2 separate regions of the Homo sapiens genome follow, and region 2 is linked to region 1. Evidence: read pairs that join two places in POLR2A ChIA-PET (ENCODE). Cell type or tissue: PC-9. All regions are shown on one strand. Each heading gives the region's core, and the rest is flanking DNA. Links, peaks and the distances in the headings are about the cores only.

Evidence for each region. Peaks named below come from ENCODE experiments on the same cell type or tissue, not always from the same donor. Only the 100,000 strongest peaks of a DNase experiment are listed, where the experiment ranks them.
Region 2: POLR2A ChIA-PET joins it to region 1 with 5 read pairs; 3 of 35 experiments call an interaction of 5 or more read pairs at or near these places.

Annotation. Positions count from the first base shown.
Region 1 is chr6:56,688,794-56,700,677 of GRCh38, forward strand. DST (dystonin) reads right to left here. Exons shown (of 104, transcript NM_001374736.1): 9 at 10,860-10,952. Among named protein-coding and RNA genes, the nearest start is that of DST-AS1, 150 kb to the right of the region's middle. In PC-9, for the core only: no CTCF peak of the experiment used is centred there; a DNase peak (open chromatin) is centred at 5,428; H3K27ac peaks cover 4,508 bases.
Region 2 is chr6:56,797,345-56,809,228 of GRCh38, forward strand. All of the region lies in intron 4 of DST (dystonin), which reads right to left. Among named protein-coding and RNA genes, the nearest start is that of DST-AS1, 41 kb to the right of the region's middle. In PC-9, for the core only: no CTCF peak of the experiment used is centred there; no DNase peak of the experiment used is centred there; H3K27ac peaks cover 81 bases.

The DNA.
Region 1 (11,884 bases), core at 1,429-9,428:
GAAAAGAGCTACGTTTTACTTATCTCTGAGTGCCTAGTTTGGGTTCAATACATAATAAATGTTTCATAAAGAAATAAAGGAAGAGAGGGAAAGAGAGAGGAGTAATAACACTGGACAAACAAAAAGGCATACACTTATGCACATGAATTCACAGAAATTTAAAACTGGAAAAGAGGTATGTAGGAAAAGGAGGGTAAATTGCCTCAGGTAACAGTTCAGCCTGGCAGACAATTTTGGGTTAGATCAAAGCTGTACCACTCATTGTTAAGTGAGTTGAGTAAGCTACTTAACTTTCCTGAGACTCAGTTTCCTCATCTATAAAGATGGAGCTCATAACAGAACACTTCAGAGACTTGCTCTGAAGATAAATGTAGTTGGGGAGTGCTTGGAATATAGCAGGACTCAACAAATAGCATTATTATTAGCAGTAGAATCATGATCTAGTACAGTATCCTCCTTTTATAGAAAATGAAACTGAGACCTAGAGAAATAAAGAAGACTGCCTAAGTCATGCAGCTGTCTGGTGGCAAAGCCTGACTAGAAGAACTTCGATCTTCTGCCTGCCAGGCCCGTAGTCCACATTGCTTATCAGAAAACCTACATTAAGAAGAAAATGAAATGGCAAATACTAAGCTAAGGTGATGCTGATTCTCTAAATCTGGTGTGTTTTTAAAAACACACGAGCAGGTGCCTAAAACATATACAATACTGTCTCATGACAGAAGATATTCTGATTAAATTAAATCTCAAGCAAGGTGTTTTTCAATAAGCAATCTAGAGGATTCTCCTGCAGGGACCCTGGGGCCAGGCTTTGAGAAGTACTGCTGCAGAATAAGAATAGTAAAAAGCTCCCTATCCAACGTCCTGACCCTTAGAATCACCTACAGAGCACCCACCCTTATCTATTACATTAGAATAACTGTAGGTGACATCCAGGCATCTATCTGTTTTGAAATATCTTCAGATGACTCTTACATGTATATGGCCAGGTTAGAGAACCCACAGTCTACAGATGATGAAAACAACTATCTTTGCCAATATCAACTTAACAAAACTGGGAAGAGGTGGGATTTGTGAAACTAAAGAAAAAAGAATGTTTTCTGGAAAGAGCTCAAGGACAAAGGTAGGAAACCTTGTCACAAGGTACAAGGTGAGTCTTCGACAAACAGAAGATCCTTGAAAAAGGTACAAACACTAAGTTCATTACTCCTTGTCTCCCAAAAGGATCTACCTTCTGCCACCTGTTTATAACATATCCTTCACAGATGACACTATTAACATCAATTCCTGCTCTAACTTTTTAGCAATCTCCCTTAAATTTCATTGACAAGTAAAACAAGTGGGATGTCGTGCCATAATTTAACTCAGGTAATCTTATTTACCATGTTGCCTTAAGGATTTATTTAACCTGAGTTTCCATTTTTTCATTCTGTATATGAGGCATAGTCTATTTTGCCTATTTCATAGAGTTGTTTGGATGATCAAATGACGCGATGTGTCTGAAACCATTATTCCAATTCCAAAGCAGTATACAAATCTAATATACTCCTTTTTTACCTACTTATCCTAATAAAAATATAACATGTTGATAACATTTATATGCAGCAGGAAGGGCTGGATGAATGGCCTCCACAGAGCCCCCTGAACCAGGAAGACCACTCTAGGTCAGCATGTCATTGCAACGACTCAAAAGGGAAGTAGGCTGAGAATGATGAATGTCACAGGACTAGGGGAGATCAAGTCAGGTTAAGATAAGCTCAAAAAATTGTACACTATTCTACTTAGAAGTTAACTCAAAAGTTAAGTCCAACCCTACATGCAACTCAGAGCAAAAACTGATCACATAGGGAAGCTATGAAAAAGAACAAACAAAAGGAATGTTGGTTAATCAGTCATTTCCGGGATGAAATGCCAATGAAGCGGCTGGAAGCTCTCATTTGCAACTAATTCTCCAATGAAAAATGTAGAATCCAATGCAAGATAAAGAGTTCTGTGGAAGTTTCCAACCAAAGATAATTAAGAAACAGAGTCAAACACCTCCAAGGTAACAGGAAGAATGTCCTAAGAGGAATAGCTAAACTCTTGATTTGGACTCTTTGTGTGCCACAGAATAAATAAATAGTCTTTATCTGAACTACAGGGACATGAGATGTCAAACCCTTCAGATAATATAATGACTACCCATTCAGCTTTAACCTAGAAGACGTCAGGCTTTATATACATTGCATTACAGTTATTTCGCAAATCTGACTGGTCAGTTTATGACTTATTTCCACATATATTTTCCATTGAAGGAAAGGCTAATGTACCACTAAGGAAACAGATTATAAAAATTTCCATTAATGCAAAAATGTACAGCTTACTTGAAGCCAAATTATGCTGGAAAACATATGTGAAATTAAACCAAGTGCTTATATTCATAAACATATAGTAGTCAAGTAGTTTTCTTTTGCACTAGGCTTTATGACAGAGCTACATAGATAATGACACAGACTGAATGCTTTCTTTTTAAAATATAACCACTGTAAAATATAAACAGAACTGATGGCATAATATTGGCAAGGTGTAGCGGTGTATATAAACAGGACACCTTCAGGAGAACTCAGAAACCAAGGTCAGTGATGATGGCGCACACTAACCCTCATAAAACCTCATTCTATCATTATGCAAATGATCTCTGCTCATTGATACAATGACCTTGCCAAGAATGTTTAACATCACAAATATTCTTTATGTTCAGATTTTTTATTAAAAGATAAAGTTAGGAATAGCTTAAAGAAAAAGCCATCAACTCCTGAGTAGTAACATGTAGAGGTTATGTGGATAATACATTTTTTGAGCAATTAAATAAATACCTATCTAATTATATTTTAAAGACAAGTAAAAACCCCAGATAAGTAACTTGTCTAAAGCTAAATATCAGTGTTAGGAATAAAGATCTCAACTTCCTAGTAGTCTGTGTCATTTTCAAATTCCTATGGCATGCTACCCTAACAATTTCTGATTTTAGACTGGGGCTGGGGAATAACATAAAGGAAAAGATGTACCCTAGCCCTCAAAACATATGCACAGAATTGACAGCAATTATGTGAATGTTTCTGCACATGAAAATCAACAGAGAACCAGAATCTGGCTTTTCAAACTCATGAATCAGCAAGTCGGTATTGACTGATAATTTTACAGTATCCTATTATTTGTTACAAAGCTATTGTCTTCTCATGACTATTTCTAATTGAACTTTTACCTACAGTCCAACTAAGCTTCCACAGGCTATTCCACAGGCAAAGTCAAGAATCATGAACCAGAAAAATTCAAAAGATATGCACTCTCTTACTGTAGTGCTTTTTAAAGTCTTCCACCAATAATGAAAATGTACAGGATTTTTAGATTAAAGTGTGGTCAAAGAATGTGCACAGCACAAAAATAAAATCATAACAATCAAACCTGAGGCTACTAACAAAACGCAACAGAAACTCTATGGCTTTTACATACACTAATATGAAAATAACTTTATAAAAGACAAATTAGATGTCAGTCTGATGTGAGCACCTGGAACACTTATTTACTTGAACTCAGACTCCACATTTCACTTACCTCATTTCCATCTGTGTCCTTAGAAACAGAGGACATACTAGTATAAAGGGAATGGCATCTCTTTTTTTTAAACTGAAAATGCTGTGTTGCATGAGGGCAAAATCTCTCAGTGTTTTGCTTTTCTTGAATACTGCTATAACTTTTTGGTGGGTCTTCAGGAAACCCACTTTTTTCGAGTGATCTTTCTATACCCGAGGGAATAGAGCTTAAGCTGGCTGCCTTTCGGAAAGAAAAAACATCAGTTTTTTCCTGGAATGTTATTTCGCTTGTGTTGACATCATCTAAATGTTTCTTCCTCTTTGCGCAATATGGAGTGCTGTCTTTTTCTGAAATCCTTTCATCCAGTTCACTAACTTTTACTTCTGTTTCACTGTCTTTAGCAGGAGAAGTGTTCACACAGTCAGACCAACTGCTTACAGCACTCGGCAGAAGTTTCTGTTTAACGCTGTCAGCTACAACTTCTGTCTTCTTTTGCTGAATACCATCTCCCAGTGCAGAGTTTAGGGTAACAGATTCCTGCTGTACCAGTCCCCTGGATAAAGGAGCTGGCTGTTCTTTTGAAGGCTGACTGCTGCTCTTCTTCTTGCCTTCATTTTCATTGTTTGCCCCAACTGACTCTTTGTCACCTCCAGTTTTTTTGATCGGTTTTCTTCTGAAATATTTTCTTCCAGGAGAGTATTTTTCAGGGTTCAAAGGAGTTTTGGCAGGATCTACATATTGTTCTTCTTTCTCAGCTCTTACACATCCACAGACATTCCCCATTTGATTTGTAGGAGATCACAGCTCCATAGATTCACTCATTTCAAAATCCAGAGCTTACTTAGATCCTCTCCATTAAGTCTGAAAATTCCACTCTGACATCTGTTCCACACAGACTTTATGACCATCCTCTTCAGTCTGAGGCCATTTTGCTTATGAGAAAGGCACACACAAGAAATGCCGTGGCATCCTGCCCAGCCGGTCCGTGTCTCATTAGACACTGTGGCTTATTTCTGGCCACCAATCCTCTTAGACAAACATTACTGCTCACTGTCAAATTACAACACTGATGAGCTCTCAAGGCAAACCCTTAGCTTCACTGTATGAGAAGATTATGACTGTTTTTAACCTTCGGTTTTCTGAAATGCAGATACACTAATGAAGTTTGCACTTAACCTTTGAAACTATTTGGTGGTTCAACGAATGAGAGCAAAAAGAAAGCAAACACCAGTCAGGAGAGATTTAGGAAAGTGCCCTTCAAATTTGGATTCAAAGTGCCTTTCAAATTGAATTTCAGAGACTCTCTACCCTCTACCATATATTTTTTTTTCTTAAGAAATACCAACTAATTTTGGTACTTGCACACAAACACATCAAAAGCTCAAAGATCTCTGTAAATTTTATTAAGACTCTTATTCAAAACAAGTCATAAAAAATAATAAGCTGATTCAATAGCTAGCAGGAGAGATAAGTGCTAAATGCTTATAATTCTCTAATAAAATTGTTTCTAAAAAAAATCAATCTTTTAAAATAGTTTATAATACTTTTCAAATAATATAAATTTCCAAGCCATGACCTTATCTAATTATTAGGACTTTAATGTGATACCAAATAGATAAATTATATAATTTAAAGCATGAAAGATTTAGCAAAAGGAAATATATGTGCATTCATATATATATATATACATATATATATATGTAGTTAAACTTTATATGTAACTTTTATAATCATACCCTAGTTAAATATTATACAGTTTTTATGAGGGCCTTGCTGGAAAAATAATGAATCAGTATGAGACTTGATTATCTAAGGTGTGCATATTTCTAACACTGAGTCATAGATATGGTAAAAAAAAAAAAAAATTAGAATAGCATGAAATGGATTTACACATAAGTACAAATCATTTCACTACTAAAAAAATTAATAATTGCCTTTCACTAGGTAGTCTTTAGACTGATCAAAAGATGGAACTCATTATATTTTACTAAGTAAGAATACTCAGTTAGTCAAGTTAGCAATGATACTGTAGATGTTTGTCAATAACAGATCCTGCATTGTAAAATTTTCCTTAATCATTTAAAAACATTCTCCGGTAGCAAAAACTGAACATCCCAGAAGAGAAGCTGGTAAAAATAAGGTCCCAGATTTTTTTTTGTTTTTAACTTGATTTTCAGTGTATTCAAAGGTAATGAGTGGTACATTATTCAAGAGACTATAAATGTATAATGGCTGATATTTGTACTAACATGATGGAGGGGCAACCAGTGATCTGCACTCCCCCAATCCTTCCCTCCATCTCTGCTGATGAAGTTTAGATATTTGTCCCCTCCAAATTCCATGTTGAAAATGTGACTCCCAATGTTGGAGATGGGCCTAGTGGGGGGTGTCTGGGTCACAGGGGCGGCTCCCTCATGAACGGCTTTCGGCCATCCCCACAGTAATGAGTTCTTACCCACTTAAGAGTTAGTTGTTTGAGGCCAGCAACGGCAGTTCATGCCTGTAATCCCAGCACTTTGGGAGGCCGAGGCAGGTGGATCACCTGAGGTCAGAAGTTCAAGACCAGCCTGGCCAACATGGTAAAACCCTGCCTCTAATAAAAATAGAAAAATTAGCCAGATGTGGTGATGCGTGCCCATAATCCCAGCTACTTGGGAGGCTGAGACAGGAGAGTCACTTGAACCCAGGAGGTGGAGGTTGCAGTGAGCCAAGATTGCACCGCTGCACTCCAGTCTGGGCGACAGAGCGAGACTCCCTCTCAAAAAAAAAAAAAAAAAAAAAGAGTTAGTTGTTTGAAACAGCCTGGTACCTCCTACCCCTCCTCCTCCTTCTCTCTCTCTCTTACCATGTGACAATCCTGCTTCCCCTTTGCCTTCCACCATGACTGAAAAATTTTCTGAGACCTTACCAGAAGCAGATGCCAGGACTATGTCTCTTATACAGCCTGCAGAACCATGATGATCCAAATAAACCTCTTTTCTGTTCTTTATAAACTACTCAGCCTCAGGTATGCCTTTACAGCAACACAAAATGAACTAATACACCTGCCAAACTAAGCAGCTGTCCATTTCTAGGCCATATACACTGCTACCTCTCCCAGAAATGGCCCAACTTAGTCTGCCTGGTTACTGGCATTCATCTTTCAAAGCCTATCTCTAGTATCTGTGAAAATTTCCTACATTCTCTAAAGCCATTCAGATCCCACTACAATGCTCCTTTCCCATACATTTCTATTTTCATTTATATCACCAATAATATTCATCACCCTATGTTATAGTTAATTTCATGGACACTCTCCCAATAAACAGAACAATATACTTCATTACCTTAGTATCTCTGGATCTAGCATGTGGTGGCTAATGATATAGGATTACTGTAATGATAATGCTTACCTTCAGAAAGCCTGACTGAAAAACAGATTCCATTTATGATGCTATAACAAATATTGTTAAAATAAAACAATTGGTCTTTTGAAATTGCTTCCATTATTTATGTAAAGTATAGAGAAAAAGGCTGAGTCACTCTGAGTGAGGATGATTACCACTGCTATAAATCTTTATATCTTGGCATAACCAAAAAACAATTCTTATCTCAAGTTATTGTCATACTAAAAAAAGTTATTTCATTTAAATAAGAGAGAACATTTCCATTTAACCAAAACATAGATGTGTTCCATTCCAAATAGATTTTGGTCTAATTTATGAATATTGGTGATAATTTGTTACATCATCTTATAATTAAAGCCCTAAAATACAATGGATTCTAGAACACTATGCCACAGTATATTAGAAGCAAAACTTTTTTTATTTTTTTGAGACAGAGTTTCACTCCTGTTGCCCAGACTGGAGTGCAATGGCGTGATCTCAGCTCACCACAACCTCTGCCTCCTGGGTTCAAGTGATTCTCCTGCCTCAGCCTCCCAAGTGGTTGGAATTACAGGCATGTGCCACAACGCCCGGCGAATTTTGTATTTTCAGTAGAGACCAGGTTTCTCCATGTTGGTCAGGCTGGTCTTGAACTCCCAACCTCAGGTGATCCACCTGCCTCGGCCTCCCAAAGTGCTGGGATTACAGGTGTGAGCCACCGTGCACGGCCCGCAAAACTTCTTTTGATACTTCTGTGACTAGTCTTCCTCTCTCCTCCAAAGGCAGCTGAACCCCAAAGGGCTCTCTTAGTATATAACTCCTTTTTGAAGACTTTTGCTTTAAATTTTCTCAAACTCAGCCTCTAAATACACTGCTTCTACCTCCCAACCCTTTTGGCTTGTTATTTTCTAGTCTCTGCTCCCAGGAGCTTGGGTCTCCAATGTCTTCTTTCTAGAACAAACTATTGACCTCTACTCCATCTTAATTTTCTTGTGGTCTCTAGTGGCATTTCATACTGCTCACCATTATTTCTACTTGAAATTCTCTTCCCTTGGTTTCATCAGTACATTTTCCTATTACTTCATCCATCTCTCCAAATGCTCCTTTTTTCTCTTTCCTCAGCAGAATCTTTTCCCGCAGGCCTTCTCCAAATTTTTATCCTTAGTGCTCCATCTCTTCTCCATCTGTGCTCTTCTCTTGGGTCCCCTGAAGATCCCTTCTTTCCGATAAAATCAGTGATCACTTGTGTAGTGATAACTTCTCCAAGTTTATATCTGTACCTCTGGCTTCTCAGCTCCACTCATGTCTCCAACTGCTCAGCAGACAGAGGCACAGGATATCCCACCATCCCATCAAGCCCACCCAGAAAGTAAGTGCTTTTCCCCCTAGCATCACCCCTGTGTCTCTCAGTAGTCTACTGTTTCGTAATCTCTCAGGCTAAAAAGTTTTGTTATCTTTAACAAATCCCTTTCCTACACCCTCTATGCCCTGTGTCCAAGTCCCTTTCTTTCTTCCTGGAAAGTGTGACCTCTTCTATTCAATTTTGCATCCCCAACTGAGTCCTGACCTTTATCACTACCTCAGCTTCACAGCTTATCTCTCTCACTATGGACTCTGCTCATTTCTATCTATTTTAATGGATGTTGTTTCCTAAAACACATTTTTTAAAATTTAGCAAAATTTAATTGAGCAAAAAACGATTTGAGAATCAGGCAGCCCCCAAACCAGAATGGATTCAGAGAGACTCCAGCACAGGTCCTGTCACCGAAAAAGATTTATGGACAGAAAATGGAAAGTGATGGACGGAAAAAGGAAAGTGATGAACAGAAACACATTTTTTTTTAAGCTCAAAGTAGTAACATGACTGGCATCACAACAGTAAGTAAAAGAGCCAAGAACGAAACTTAATTCTACCTCCCTCCGAAGCCTGAATGCTTTCCATTGCCCCAGTGATCCTTCGTCTAACATTCAAAATTCAGACACAGCCTACCTCACCAGCTGGTGATGAAGTGATTGATTCTCTCCAATAGACCTCTGACTTTCCCGTCTGGGGTTCTTGCAGTTTCAACTCTGCTAAAAGCTCTAGGATCTGATCCACTTAGGACTACTTAAATGATCCCTGACAAAGCCACTGAGGAACTCCATATGAAATCAACTTTTTGGCCAGTTCTACCTAGACTTTACCCAATTCTGATAACAAGGTCTGGTTCTGCGCTTCATGCCAAATTATTGCCTTCACTTAGGTTCAATATCTTTGATTCCAGTAATGCCCTCAGTCCTTTGGGGTCCTGGCTTCCAGTTCTGGTTACTGGCTCTCCCTGACATTAACAGCTCAGCTAAGTGGATATTCACCTGTATTAGCTGCCCTGTAGTCTGGCTGACTAACACCTTTTCCTTTGATTACCTGGATCTCCATGAATGTCCTTCTGCTGAAACTATTCAGCTGCCTCTGTTCAGGTCCTAGACCTACCTAGACTCTGATTCCTGTAGCTCTCCATACCTGTCAAATCTATCCTGTTCCCAACAAGCCCCCCAGGTACATTATTCTCCACCATTTGTCTACGTAACCTGTATTTCAGCCAACTTAAAAAAAAAAAATTTTTTTTTTTTTTGAGACAGAGTCTCGCTCTGTTGCCCAGGCTGGAGTGCAGTGGCGCAATCTCAGCTCACTGCAACCTCTGCCTCCCAGGTTCAAGCGATTCTCCCACCTCAGCCTCCCGAGTAGCTGGGACTACAGGTGCATGCCACCACACCTGGCTAATTTTTTGTATTTCTTAGTAGAGACGGGGTTTCACCCGTTAGCTAGGATGGTCTTGATCTCCTGACCTCATGATCCACTCGCCTCAGCCTCCCAAAGTGTTGGGATTACAGGCGTGAGCCACCGCGCCCAGCCTTTAAAAAAGTCTTATTCCTCACCAGATTTGTTTCAAAACCCCAGGTCCTTTTTGAAGCTGGCAAAGGATCACTTCCTCCTTCAAGATCCAACTGTACAGTAATCTATTGGTAAGATGTACTGAGTGCCTACTGTGGGTCAGGCTCTGTGCTGCACACAGAACATTTCTGGGTCTTTTTTATAATTTAAACTTTTATTTTAGATTCAGGGGGTACAAGTGCGGATTTGTTACATGGGTATATTGCGTGATGTTGAGGTTTGGGGTACAGATGATCCCATCACCCAGATAGTGAGCACAGTACCCAATAGGTAGTTTTTCAGCCCATGCCCTTTTCCCCCTCCTTCCCACCTCTAGTAGCAGAACATTTCTTAAGCAGACCAGCAGTTAGTAAACTAAAGCAAGTTCTAAAGTTAGGAATCTCCTTAAATCAAATGAAGATTCTTTTTAATGTATCACTTCCCCAAAACTAAATCAAAATCGGTCCTCAATTGGCTCAGGTTTATTAGATAATAATTCAGTCAATAAATTTGCATTTTCCTCAAATCTAAAGAGAGAAAGCACAGCTCTGCATAAAACATGAATACTTTTCTTCTTCACATCTCTTTATAATTATGCTGCCATCTAGTGTCTATCAAAGGAGGAAATAGTTGACAGTGCTAAGAACCTGTATTACTAAAAAACATTCTAAATAAGGACTAATCATAAAACATTTAAGTATCTAAAACAGGTAATACTTTCTAATGAGCAAAAAAAGTGTGTCTCCAGTCAATAAAAAGAAATATGTCTTCCAACTCTGAGATAACAGACATTGTCTTTAAAACTACATTTAAGTTTATCAAGAACAGGAAACTAGTTGCCAGATTCACAAGCAGCATGTTGCTTAAAAGAACAATTCAAATATATTACTTAAAGAAAGAAGCTTGAAATTTATTTTTCTTCCATAGAACATGAATGCATCATTCACCCTTCATAGGAACCACCTGAAAACTAGCAATTAGATGCTGAAATTAAGAAAATTTGGGCTTACCTGAAAGTGCAAAATTATTGTCCAGATTAATCCCAAAGTCAATTTGGGATTTCCATCTGTTATGTCATCATTTCTAATATTCACTAATTTCACCTGTTTTGAATGTGAAGAAGAGATAAAACCAACTGTTTATCAAACCTGAACCAGTTATCTTTACCTACATAAAAGCAATTCTAAAATTATACAAAGAAAAAATGGAATAATTTAAACACCAGTAGTCAACTAAATATTGTTTTACCCTTATTCTCAATCATTTTATATTACAAATCATATGGTAACAACAAAGAAAGAGCAAGTATTATTGCATTCTTGTCTTCCACAGCAGGGATCCCCAACCTAACCCCCAAACCTATACCATAGGGACTGGGCTGCATGGCAGCAGGTTAGCAGCGGCCCAGGAAGCATTACCACCTGAGCTCCACCTCCTGTCAGATCAGCCACTGCATTAGATTCCTATAGGGGTGTGAACCCTATTTGTGAACTGTGCATTTGAGGGATCTAGGTTGCGCACGCACTCCTTATAAAAATCTAATGCCTGATGATCCGAGGTGAAACAGTTTCATGCTGAAACAACCCCCACTCCTCCCACCAGCCAGTTCATGGAAAAATAGTCTTCCATGAAACCAGTCCCTGTTGCCAGAAAGGTTGGGGACTGCTGTTCTAGAGCAAGTACTAAAAGCATTCACTTGTCAATACAAAAATACAACTCCTCAAGTGAGAAGTCCTAAATATTTGAGATCTTAAAATTAGAAAAAATTTTGTCTTTTAAAAATAAATTTTATTTTACTTTTACCATTAAGTATGAAACTATCCTAACAATTCTAACAATTTTCTCAAATTTCCATTACAAGGTTTTAAAATAACTAGCATTATTTTGCTATCAATGTGCCATAAATATATAAGTCACTGGGCATTTGGAAGGCTGTTCAAATATTTTAAAATAATATAATACTCAGACTTAAAGCTTATCAACTGTCAAACTGTACATTCAGGTAAATAAATCAAATGATGATCCCTAACATTTA
Region 2 (11,884 bases), core at 1,964-9,963, 110 kb after region 1:
TAACCCTACAAGGGCCTCTATGTGTTCAAGTGAAAGGAAGAGTCACATATCTCTCACTTTACTCAAAAGCTAGAAATTATTAAGCTTAGTGAGGAAGGCATGTTGAAAGCCAAAACGGGCCAAAAGCAAGGCCTCTTGCTCCAAATAACTAGCCAAGTTGTAAATTCAAAGGCGAAGTTCTTGAAGGAAATCAAAAGTGCTACTCCAGGCTGGGCATGGTGGCCCACACCTATAATTCCAGCACTTTGGGAAGCTGAGGCAGGCGAATCACCTGAGGTCAGGAGGCCAACATGGCAAAACCCTATCTCTACTAAAAATACAAAAATTAGCTGGGCGTGGTGGCAGGTGCCTGTAATCCCAGCTACACAGGAGGCTGAGGCAGGAGAATCACTTGAACCCGGGAGCGGAGGTTGCAGTGAACCGAGATTGCGCCATTGCACTCCAGCCTGGGTGACAAGAGCGAAACTCCGTCTCAAAAAAAAAAAAAAAAAAAGCTACTCCAGTGAATACATGAATGATAAGAAACAGCCTTACTGCTGACGTGGAGAAAGTTTCAGTGATCTAGACAGAAATTCCCTTAACCAAAGCCTAATCCAGAGCAAGGTCGTAACTCTCTTCAATTCTATGAAGGCTGAGAGAGGTGAGAAAGCTGCAGAAGAAAGATTTGAAGCTAGCAGTAGGTTCGTAAGATTTAAGGAAAGAAACCATCTCCATAACATAGTTCAAGGCAAAGCAACAATTGCTGATACAGAAACTGCACCAAGTTATCCATAAAATCTGGCTAAAATCATTGATGAAGGTGAATCTAAGCAACAGTTTATCAATGTGGACAAAACAGTCTTCCAATGGAAGACTATACCATAGATATCTCTTTATTGGAGATGCCACATAGGACTTTCATAGTTGGAGAGAAGGCAAAGCCTGGCTTTAAAGCTTCAAAAATCAGGATGACTCACTTATTAGGGACTAATACAGCTGAAGTTGAAGTTGATGCTCATTTGCCATTCTGAAAATTTTATGGCCCTTAAGAATTACGCAAAACTACTCTGCTCATGCTCTATAAATAGAAAAACATGCCTGGATGACAGCGTATCTGTTTACAGAAGGGTTTAATAACTATTTTAAGCTCACTATTGAGATTGCTCAGAAAAAAAAAGATTTATTTCAAAATATTACTGCTATTGGCAATGTACCTAGTCCAAGAGCTCTGATGGAGAGGTACAAGCAAATCAATGTTTTTTTCATTCCTAATAGCATAACATCCGTTCTGTAGCCCATGGAACAAGGTGTAACTTCAACTTTCAAGTATTATTATTTAAGAAATACATTTTGTAAGGCTACAGCTACCATCAATAGTGATTCCTCTGATGGATATGGGTAAATTCAATTGAAAATATTCTGGAAAAAATTCACCAAAAAATTCACCATTCTAGATACCATTAAGAACATTCATGATTCATGGGAGGAGGTCAAAATATCAATATTAACAGGAGTTTGGAAGAAGGTGATTCCAAACCCTCATGGATGACTTTGAAGGGTTGAGGACTTCAGTCCAGGAAGTAACTGCAGATGTGGTGGAAATAGCAAGAGAATTAGAAGTGAAGCCTGAAGATGGGACTCAATTGCTGCAATCTCATGAGCAAACTTGAATGAATGAGGAGTTGCTTCTTATGGATCAGCAAAGAAAGTGGTTTCTTGAGGCAGAATCTACTCCTGGTGAAGACACTGTGAACACTATTGAAATGCCAACAAAGATTTAGAATATACATAGGACTTAGTTGATAAAGCAGCAGCGGGGCTTGAGAAGATTAACTCCAATTTTGAAAGAAGTTCTACTGTGGGTAAAATGCTAACAGCATCACAGGCTGGCTCCAGTGGCTTGCACCTATAATCCTAGCTACTCAAGAGGCTGGGGCAGAAGGACTGCTTGAGTCCAGGAGTTCTGGGTGGTAGTGAACTATGATTGTGCCACTGTGCTCCAGCCCAGGCAACAGAGCAAGAAACTATCTCTCTTTTTTTTTTTTTTAAATCACATACTATAGCTAAATCTTTCAAGAAAAGAAATGAATTGATATGGCAAACTTCACTGTTGTTTTATTTTAAGAAATTGCCACAGCTACTCAAATCTTCAGGAACCACCACCCTGATCAGTCAACAGCCATCAACATCAAGGCAAGACCCTCTACCAGCATAAAGATTATGACTCGCTGAAGGCTCAGATGACCTTCAGCATTTTTTTTTTTTAGCAATAAGGACATTTTTGTGTTTTTTGTTTGTTTGGTTTTGTTTTTTTTTTGAGACAGAGTCTTGCCCTGTTGCCCAACTGGAGTGTAGTGGCACAATCCCAGCTCACTGCAACCTCCACCTCTTGGGCTCAAGCAATTCTCCTGCCTCGGCCTTCCAAGTAGCGGGGATAACAGGCACGCACCACCATGCCCAGCTAATTTTTGTATTTTTTTAGTAGAGATGGGGTTTCACCATCTTGGCCAAGCTGGTCTCGAACTTCTGACTTCAAGTGATCCACCCCACCTCGGCCTCCCAACATGCTGGGATTACAGGCATGAGCCACCACGTCCAGCCAATACAATCTTTTTTAATTAAGGTGTATACATTATTCTTTTAGACATAATGCTATTGCACACTTAATAGACTACAATATAATACAAGCATAACTTTTATATGCACCAAGAAGCCAAAACATTTCTCTGACTTGACTTATTGCAATACCTGCTTTATCGTGGAGGTTTGGAACTGAACCCACAGTATCTCCAAGATATGCCTGTAACCACCAGACACATTTAAACATAATTCCAAATAGACTGTGGGAACCGAGTAGACAAAGGGAAGAAGGGGAACTGAAACACTTCATTTTCGTTATAAATCCTTCTGTACTGTTTGATTTTGTAATCATGTGCATATAGTATAGTGTTTTGAAAGTTATTCAAAGGTTTGTTTTTAACTGGCAACCTGCTTTATTTACTAACAATTTCTTTAGAGTCAACTCTATTGATATAATTCTAGTTCATTTTCTTAACTGTACATAGTAATAATTGCCCAACTATACAATCACTAACTTATCCATTATAATACTGATAAGCATTTAGTTTGTTTCTGAAGTTTCTCTATGAAAAGCAATAGCACAATGAAAAACTCCTATCCCCAATCTCCATGGTGCCTCTGATATCCTAGGATGAGAACATCCCCAGCGAAAAAGAATCTGCCTCTCTCTAGAACAGAAAATTAGGTTTTGTCTGGTGGAAGATTCAAGAAACTCAACAAGTTTCAAAAAGTTGTAGAGAAGCATTTTCAGAGGTGTTAATAGTTACAATGCCATGTATATAGCAACAACCTGATAAAAAATAAAAACAAAAAAAATAAAAACTCCTATCTAAGGTTGGGCATAGTGGCTCACGCCTGTAATCCCAGCACTTTGGGAGGCTGAGGTGGGAGGACTGCTTGAGCCCAGGAGTTCGAGACCAGCCTGGGCAACATGGTGAAACCCCATCTCTCCAAAAAATACAAAAAATTAGCCAGGCATGGTGGCACACACCTGTAGCCCCAGGTACTCAGGAGGCTGAAATGGGAGGATCACCTGAGCCCAGGAACTCAAGGCTACAGTAAGCCATGATCACACCAATGCACTCCAGCCGGGGCAACAGAACAAAACATTGTCTCAGGGAGAAAAAAAAAAAAAAAAAAAAACCTCCTATCTACTCACACATGTGCAAAATTTTAATCTGTTCGGTTGTCTTCAAACTTTTTACATTATGTTGCCCCAAAGAATTTTTAACCTTTGCCACATTTTTTAAAACATAAACTCCAGATTTTATATGGATTTCATCAGTTTTTCATTAATATCCTCTTTTTGTTTTAGGATCTCATCCAGGACGACAATGCATTTAATTGTCGTATCTCCCCAGTCTCAAAGGCTGTTTTTCACTTACACTCAGGAGATACTTGTTTAAGCACGGTCATTTGTATAAATTTAACCAAAACATTTAACTTCTCTGATTCTCAGGTCTGTTTGCTGTAGAATGAGGAAATACCGCTATCTGAGAATATCTAATAAGATAATAATATGAAAAGGCCCTATAAACTGTTTTCATACTGGGAGTGTATATTTGCTTAATACATATTATTCACAAGCTAGTCAAGGATCTAAAATGTCTTCTCTTATAAAATGTCCAGAGAGAATTAAAATTCTCTTCCCCACCCCAACCCGCCAAATATGTAACTTCATCTTTATAACTACATGGAGAACCCAAAGACTCGACATGTTCATAAAGGACTTACATATAATGTTTGAGAAGCCCCAAGGAAAAAAATCACAATGTAAGTCTAAAGAAGTGATAATATAAAATGTATTTAATGTTCTAATCTTACTAATACAAGTCACACAATAATTTTTTTTTTTTTTTTTTTTGAGATGGAGTCTTGCTCTGTCACCCAGGCCGGAGCGCGATGGTATGATCTCAGCTCACTGCAACCTCCACCTCCCGGGTTCAAGCGATTCTCCTGACTCAGCCTCCCGAGGAGCTGGGATTACAGGCATGTGCCACCACACCTGGCTAATTTTTGTATTTTTAGTACAGGAGGGGTTTGGACATGTTGGCCAGGCTGGTCTTGAATGCCTGACCTCAGGTGATTGGCCCACCTCAGCCTCCCAAAGTGCTGGGATTACAGGCGTGAGCCACCACACCCAGCCGTCCACATAATAATTATTAAGAGAGAAACTAAAGCCAATTTCTAATTCCTTAATATCTACTACCATTTCTATTTTTTGTTTTTTCATTCATCTATTTAATTTTTATATTTAAGGAATAATCTGAGCATTATTAGCAGAATGATGACATGGAATTAACAATATGAGTACCCTATTAAAATTTTTATAATTCTATAAACAATCAAAATTATATTTTCTGATATCCATGGACAATGAGCAACAATTTTCTTAGCTCTATGAATTTAAGTACCACTTTTCTTAAAACTCTTAGGGAAAAAATGTAAGTCAACCTTTTAAATTTGGTAACGGGAAACTCAGCCAATAACACTTTAACAAAGTGTAGCATGTAAGATTTTAATAAATATTTTTGTTTGGGCTTTAATACTACTAGTTTTATACATGTATATATATATACATATATACACAAACTATGAACATCCTAGTAGGATTCAACCACTGAGAATTATATCAAATATTGACTCCTAACTGCCAGCTAGACTCTAACAGGACATTAAGACAAAGACATCTTTTAGGACAAAGCATGAGCTCATGGGAACGTACTAATTTATCTGATATAGCACAGTGCCCTACTTTTTAGTAGCAAGACCTTTCCCTTGCTTTACACACATTACACCCATTGATATCCATGGGAGCCTGATGCAGGAAAGGAGCACCATGTGGCCTCTTGGAAGGGAAAAATTTATGTCTGCTTTTGAATGTTGTTTGCCACCTGGAAGCCAGCCAAACCAATATAAACATCCCCATTCATAAAGCACTGGATAATTCTTTGTCTTCAGTAAATTCCAGACTTTTGAAAAGGTCAAATTCAATTCGAGAAAAGGGAAATCATTATACTTTAAGAAGGCCCAGAACACAGAAAGAATATCATACATTAAAAGATAGTACAGTACTGACAAATAATCCAAAATACTGTAGCTGAGATGAAAATCTGCAATAATAGCTGCCATTTGGGGGCTGTTTTTAATGTGTTAAGCATTGAGCTAAATGCTTTACATAAATCATCCCATTTGATTCTCACAAAAATCAGGGAAGTGGATGTTATCCATATTTTGCAGGTGAGGAAAGTCAATCTTAGGTTAACTGGCAGAACCAAAACTGTAAAACCCTGTGCTCCTAAAATACTACAGCGTACCTACCATTAACTGTAGAACAAGGGCAATAATATTAGCCAAGTGTCTGGATATAGCCTATTCCTTGGGAAATCACTTTTAAAATTTATGCTGCAATCTTACTTGGTAACTTTGCTTAGTTTTCCATCGGCGTTGTTTTTTTCTTTCTTAATATCTATCATAGTGACACTATTGATTAAATACACCTTCAGTTTCTTAAATGTTAAGGAGACTGCAAAATATGAAAAAAAACAATAGAATAGCCTTTAATGGGACCATGTGAGTACAAGCATCTTCCATTTAACCTAACTACCACCATTTTCTTTTGATATAATTATCAAACTTTTCACGCAATCATTTTCTGCACTGCCAGAGGCAGAGCTCCCTTTCAATAAAAAAGATATGAGGAGATGCTTTTCCAACTCGTACAACCCCTGATATGAATCTTACAGGCAGACCAGGCTGGCCAACAAAGTCAACTCCCATCCTGACAGACCAAGAGTTCAAATACTTTAATACTGTGGTAACCCCGACCTTTTACATTATTCTAAGATGCCTTCTGTTAAAGCTTAGAACAACTCCCTAGGGAGCAGTGCCACAGGAATTTCTGTAGTTCATGGAAAAATCTGAAAAGCACAGATACAATTTCTTTGTAACCCAATCTCCAAAAATGGGAGATTTGAAGTGAAGGGAAGATTTGTGTTAGAAATGAAGGCAGCTTTCCCATCACATAAATGAAAGCAAAGAACAAAGGTCAAGGGTCACCACCCCATTTCACTGAATCTAAAGTCCTCAATACCAAACATATGACCAAATTCAGTCTTCCAAATTGTTACAATTTAGCTGGCTATCTTTACTGCGTAAATTTGAATATACTGTTTAAATCATAGATTTCATTTACAAAATCAAACTACCAAGACACAGGATACACTAAGGTGTATATATTGCATAATTAAGTAGTAAAACATCCCAAGGGCTCCAACCACAATTAGATTTTTACCGTAAGGATTGAATGCATGGTAATCAGAGAGATCATCTGTGACTCTGCAATGAGAAGGATTTACACAATTTCCAAATTCTGAAAACCAGGTTATTGCAATGCCTCTGAAATACAGTTCTAGGAAAAGCTGTCGTTAAGTAAGATTAAAAATAAATGTTAAAAAAAAATTTAAGGTAATTATGACCCTAGTTTCACAGAGATAACTGTTTTGGTATTACTAAAATTTACTATTGATACTATATACTGATTTAAAGAGAAAGAAATAACAAGAAATATTATATTGCTTGCTCCAAAGAAATCTTAATATATCTTAGCCTCTTTTGACAATTAAAATCTGCTGAGGCTCAATACAGGTTTACCTAAAATTCCACTGCAATAGTACATTTTTTAAGGCCACATCATAGAAGAGACAATGCTCTAACGACCACGCTAAAGAAGTTCCATTAAATACATATGCACAGAGGAAATGAACATAACTGTATTAAGCCAAACTATAATCCTCCCCAGATCTTGTTAGAGTAAGCCTTTATTCTGTTGATAATAATTATCAGTAATCCCTTACATACAAGAACACTTCTCGCCCATTACTGATTCATAAAAAGTAGAATCAGCAAGTTTTGCTACTATAGTGTCATTTCAAGCTGTCATTTCAAGCTGAGGTTGCTTAACTAATTTTGAACTCACTTTACAAGATGTAAAAATTATATCCCTTTTAATTCTAAATTTTTCATTAAATTTCATTTAGGGTACAAAATTGTGAGTGTTCTGATTATATAAAGATCATTTCCATATTTTTAATTTTATATTTAATTTTAAACATTTAAATAAATATATATTCTACAAATCATCATTTATTCATTAAAATTACTCAGATTACTTTTGTCTGTAAAACAAGGTCTAAACAACTGACAGAGTTCTCAAGCTAAGTTGATAAATAATTCATAAATCATGTGCATCATGCAGTTTCTAAAGAAACTGAATCATCTGGGACTGGGGAAACAAACGAGGCAGCCAAGAGTTTTGATTTCCTATGTGGGTGTCAGCAAATCAAATACCTTCCTTATGACTGAGTTAGTTTATATAGAAACAAGGTAAAATACAAGGTCTTTGGAAAATCACATTCACTATTGGAAGACAAAATTTCCATGTTATCTTAAAAAATAAAACTGAACTTACTATTAACTGAAATTTGAAGTTAATATCACCATGGAGTCAAAATACTATCCCTGAACTACTACAGTAGTTATACCAGCTCTTAAGTAAAAACGAACAGATTCACATTAAAAACAAACAAAAAAAAACACCTTCAGTATTTCCTAGTTAAGCAGAATGATTAAAGAGCAAAACAACTGGTTAAACTATCAATTTGGTTAAATGATTTTTATTGAATAAGACAAGCATGGGATGTCACTTTTCAAAGAACTACAATAAGCTGCTAACATTTATTATCTACCATGTGCCTACTGGCACCATTCTAAGAGTGTAACTTAAATTAATCCTCAAAACAGGCAGGTACTAGTATCATTCCCATTTCAGAGAAAAGGAAACTGATACACAGATGGGATACACACTTTGCCCAGATTTAAACAGTTGGGAAGTGGCATATTTTGTTCTAAAACCAATACTGAATACAATGTAATGATTATTTGATGATTCAGAAAGGAATAGAATATTTAGTCCCAAATACAGACTCTTTCTGAAGTTAAATCATGACTGTACAAAAATGTAGACATCACATAGACACAGATATCCCAAATCTCCCCGTAAGAAATTGCTTTGCATTTCCCTGAAGGACCCTGACAGTGCTGACATGCAAACCTCATTAGGATGGGGGTAAGTGACAAGGTTCTGATTTCAAAACAGTGGACTTTCTGAATTCATAAGACTGAGAATAACAGTGTAACAACCAGTTGATTTAGTCACTATCAAATTATTTTCACATCTCATCTTCTAAAAAGTTTTAAATAAAAAATATCATTTTCTCCCCCACTTTCCCATAAATGAGGCAAAATTTAAAAATATATATTCTGTGCAAACACTTAAAGTATGTTATTCTAGTTAAGTTATTGCCCAATCTACAAAATACTCCAGTGGAAAATGGGGTGATAGTGAGCTAGCCCCAAACTCTGAAAATTAAACCCATAAACACATAGTAGGAGAGATTAAGACAGTGACATACAAAAAGAGCAAAATCTTCCAAGCAAAAGCAGAAAGCAATATTGGAAAATCAAAGGAAGACTGGACTAAATGCAAGGAAAGCTGTGGCCTAATCAATGGTATTAACATAATCCAAAGGAAGAATGTGTAAACAGCTACAGCTGGAGAATGAATGGTAGTGTGGAGTAGAGAAAAGAGAGGCCCTAAAAGCAAGCGTGTGGCAGTGTTCATCAGCCATGCTGACCATAAAGGGAGCCCTGAGCAGCTGCTACTAACCATCTGGTTGCTGGGCAAGAATAACTATTTGGCAGAGGTGGATCCAACAGGCCATCATTACTTGATGGTAAAGATGACAATGATGATAATAATGACAACAACTTGTATTGTGCAGTAAACTTTTTGCCAGGCATAACATTAGGCCTTTAACATACATCAATTCACTTAACCCTTAGACAAAACCAATGACATATTATCCCTATTTTATAGACAAGGAAGATGACGCTCACAGAAGCTAAGAAACTTGACCAAGGTCACTCCATAAGTGACAGAGCCATGATTTGAACCCAGATATGAGTCTATATAATATACCTATAGCTCTATATACCTATAAAGATGGCTGAGAGAAATTAAAGGAGATCTAAATATATACTACGTTCATAGATCAAATGACTCAATATTGATACTTGTGAATTTCTCCCCACTGACCTTTTTTTTGAGACAGGGTCTCGCTCTGTCCCCCAGGCTGGAGTGCAGTGGCACAATCTCAGCTCACTGCAACCTCCGCTTCCCAGGCTCAAGCAGTCCCCCCATGTCAGCCTCCCAAGTAGCCTGGACTAGAGGTGTGTGTTTTTTGTAGAGACAGGGTTTTGCCATGTTGTCCAGATTGGTCTTGAACTCCTGGGCTCAAGCGATCCACCCACCTTGGCTTCCCAAAGTGTTGTGATTACAGGTGTGAGCCACTGCATCCAGCCTCCCAACTGATCTTTAGACTCAACACAATTACAATCAAAATCATGGCAAACATTTTTATAGAAACTGATAAACTGATTTAAAAATTTACATGGAAATATAAAGGAACAGACTAGCCAAAACAATTACGTAAAAGGACAAACTGGGACTCACATTACCTGATTGCAACATTTAAAGCTATCATCATCAAGATGGTGTGGTAATGGCATAAAATTAAACACACGGGTCAATGGAACTGAACAGGGTCCAGACAGACCTAGCAATATAGGGTCAACAGATTCTTCCCAGAGGTGCCAAGTTAATTCAACGGAAGAAAGGACAGTTTTTTCAACAAATAGTGCTGGAAAAACTAGACATTCATACGTAACTAGCATATTACCTAGCATCATACACAAAAGTTAATTCAAAACAGACCACAGTCCTAAATGTAAGGGACAAAACTATAAAACTTCTAGAAAAAAATGTAGCTGCATATCTTTATAATCTTGAGTTAGGCAACAACTTCTTAGACATGTCATCAAAAGCATGAACCACAAAAGAAAAAAATTGGTAGGCTGGACTTCATCCCAATAAAAATTTTTTGCTGGTCAAAACATAATTCCTATTACTTCCAATTCCAGGCATACTATGGCTTCTCATACAGATTTTCTGATAGAAAAAAATGTACTAGTCTTCTATCCAACATGAATGTCCAAACCACTTGGCTGTTGAATTCTTTTCACTATACGTTAATAAACAAGTTCTGGTTTAAACATCAGGCACCTTGGAGTTTGTTTACCTAGAAAGGGTGAGTCTCCCTGGGCTAAGAACCAGACCCTGAGCTATGACGTCATCCAAGTAACACCCCATGACTTCTGGCCCACCTACCCAAGCCCTAACAAAGTCCACAACTGTTTGTTATAGTTTCTTTTGAAAAACAGTACTTTGTTTAAAAAAAAAAAACCAACTGAGATTGTCCGTGCTGCTACTTTTTTCTCAAAAATACAAAAGTCTATAGGAATCGTTTATATTTGCTATTAAATACTCCAGCAATAAAGTTTGAGGACAAAAAGCGTTGAGAGACATGAAACATGAAAAGTTTGAAATAAAAACAAACCACAGTAATAATAAAACTTAATGCAGTGGGAAAAAAATGTAAAATTCATGTTTTCCATTCTTATTTTTTAAATCATGGAGAAGAAAGGGTAAAAAATGATTTACCATTTATCTAATATGTTGTAATTGTTTCCTAAATGAAAATAATAAAATTATCCACAATTGAGCTAACCCAACATTCCTTTAATAAAGAAGACTACGGATGTGGCTACTTAGATTCAGCATAAAATATCATTCTATTTACTTTTTGCTATTCAAATTAAATTTGATTTCCCACAACTAGTAAGATGTATTCTACAATTTGTTTTCCTGCAGTAAGATTCAATTGAGAGGTTAAAATAAATGAACCAGTGAAACTTTTATAATCAGCAGATGGAGCACAAGCTAATAATAGAAACTAGACAACATTTCCTCCCACCTGCTGGTATTCTGTGTTTATCAGTCAGTGATAACTTCAGTAATTTGTGAATAATGGCTAGTGGGCAAATTTGTTGCATGAGTCTGGTGTAAGTCTGGTTTATATTGGACTGCCTAATGTGAATCCCACAGTGCGGTGCAGCCTTCCTCATCACCCACACTGCCCTCCATGGTCATCTGTAATGTCAAATCACTCAGCATCTGATGGCAAAGGGAACAGCTGGGAGGCAGGATTGTGTGAGGACTCTACACTATTGACTCACTCCTCTCAAACCTCCCCACCTTCTCTTGAAAGGCACTCATCCCTCTTCTGCCCTGTGATCTGCTTCTTGGTGCTCTCCCTTAAGCCTCCAAGATACTACCGCACCCCAAATTCTTTCTCTGTCTCCCACT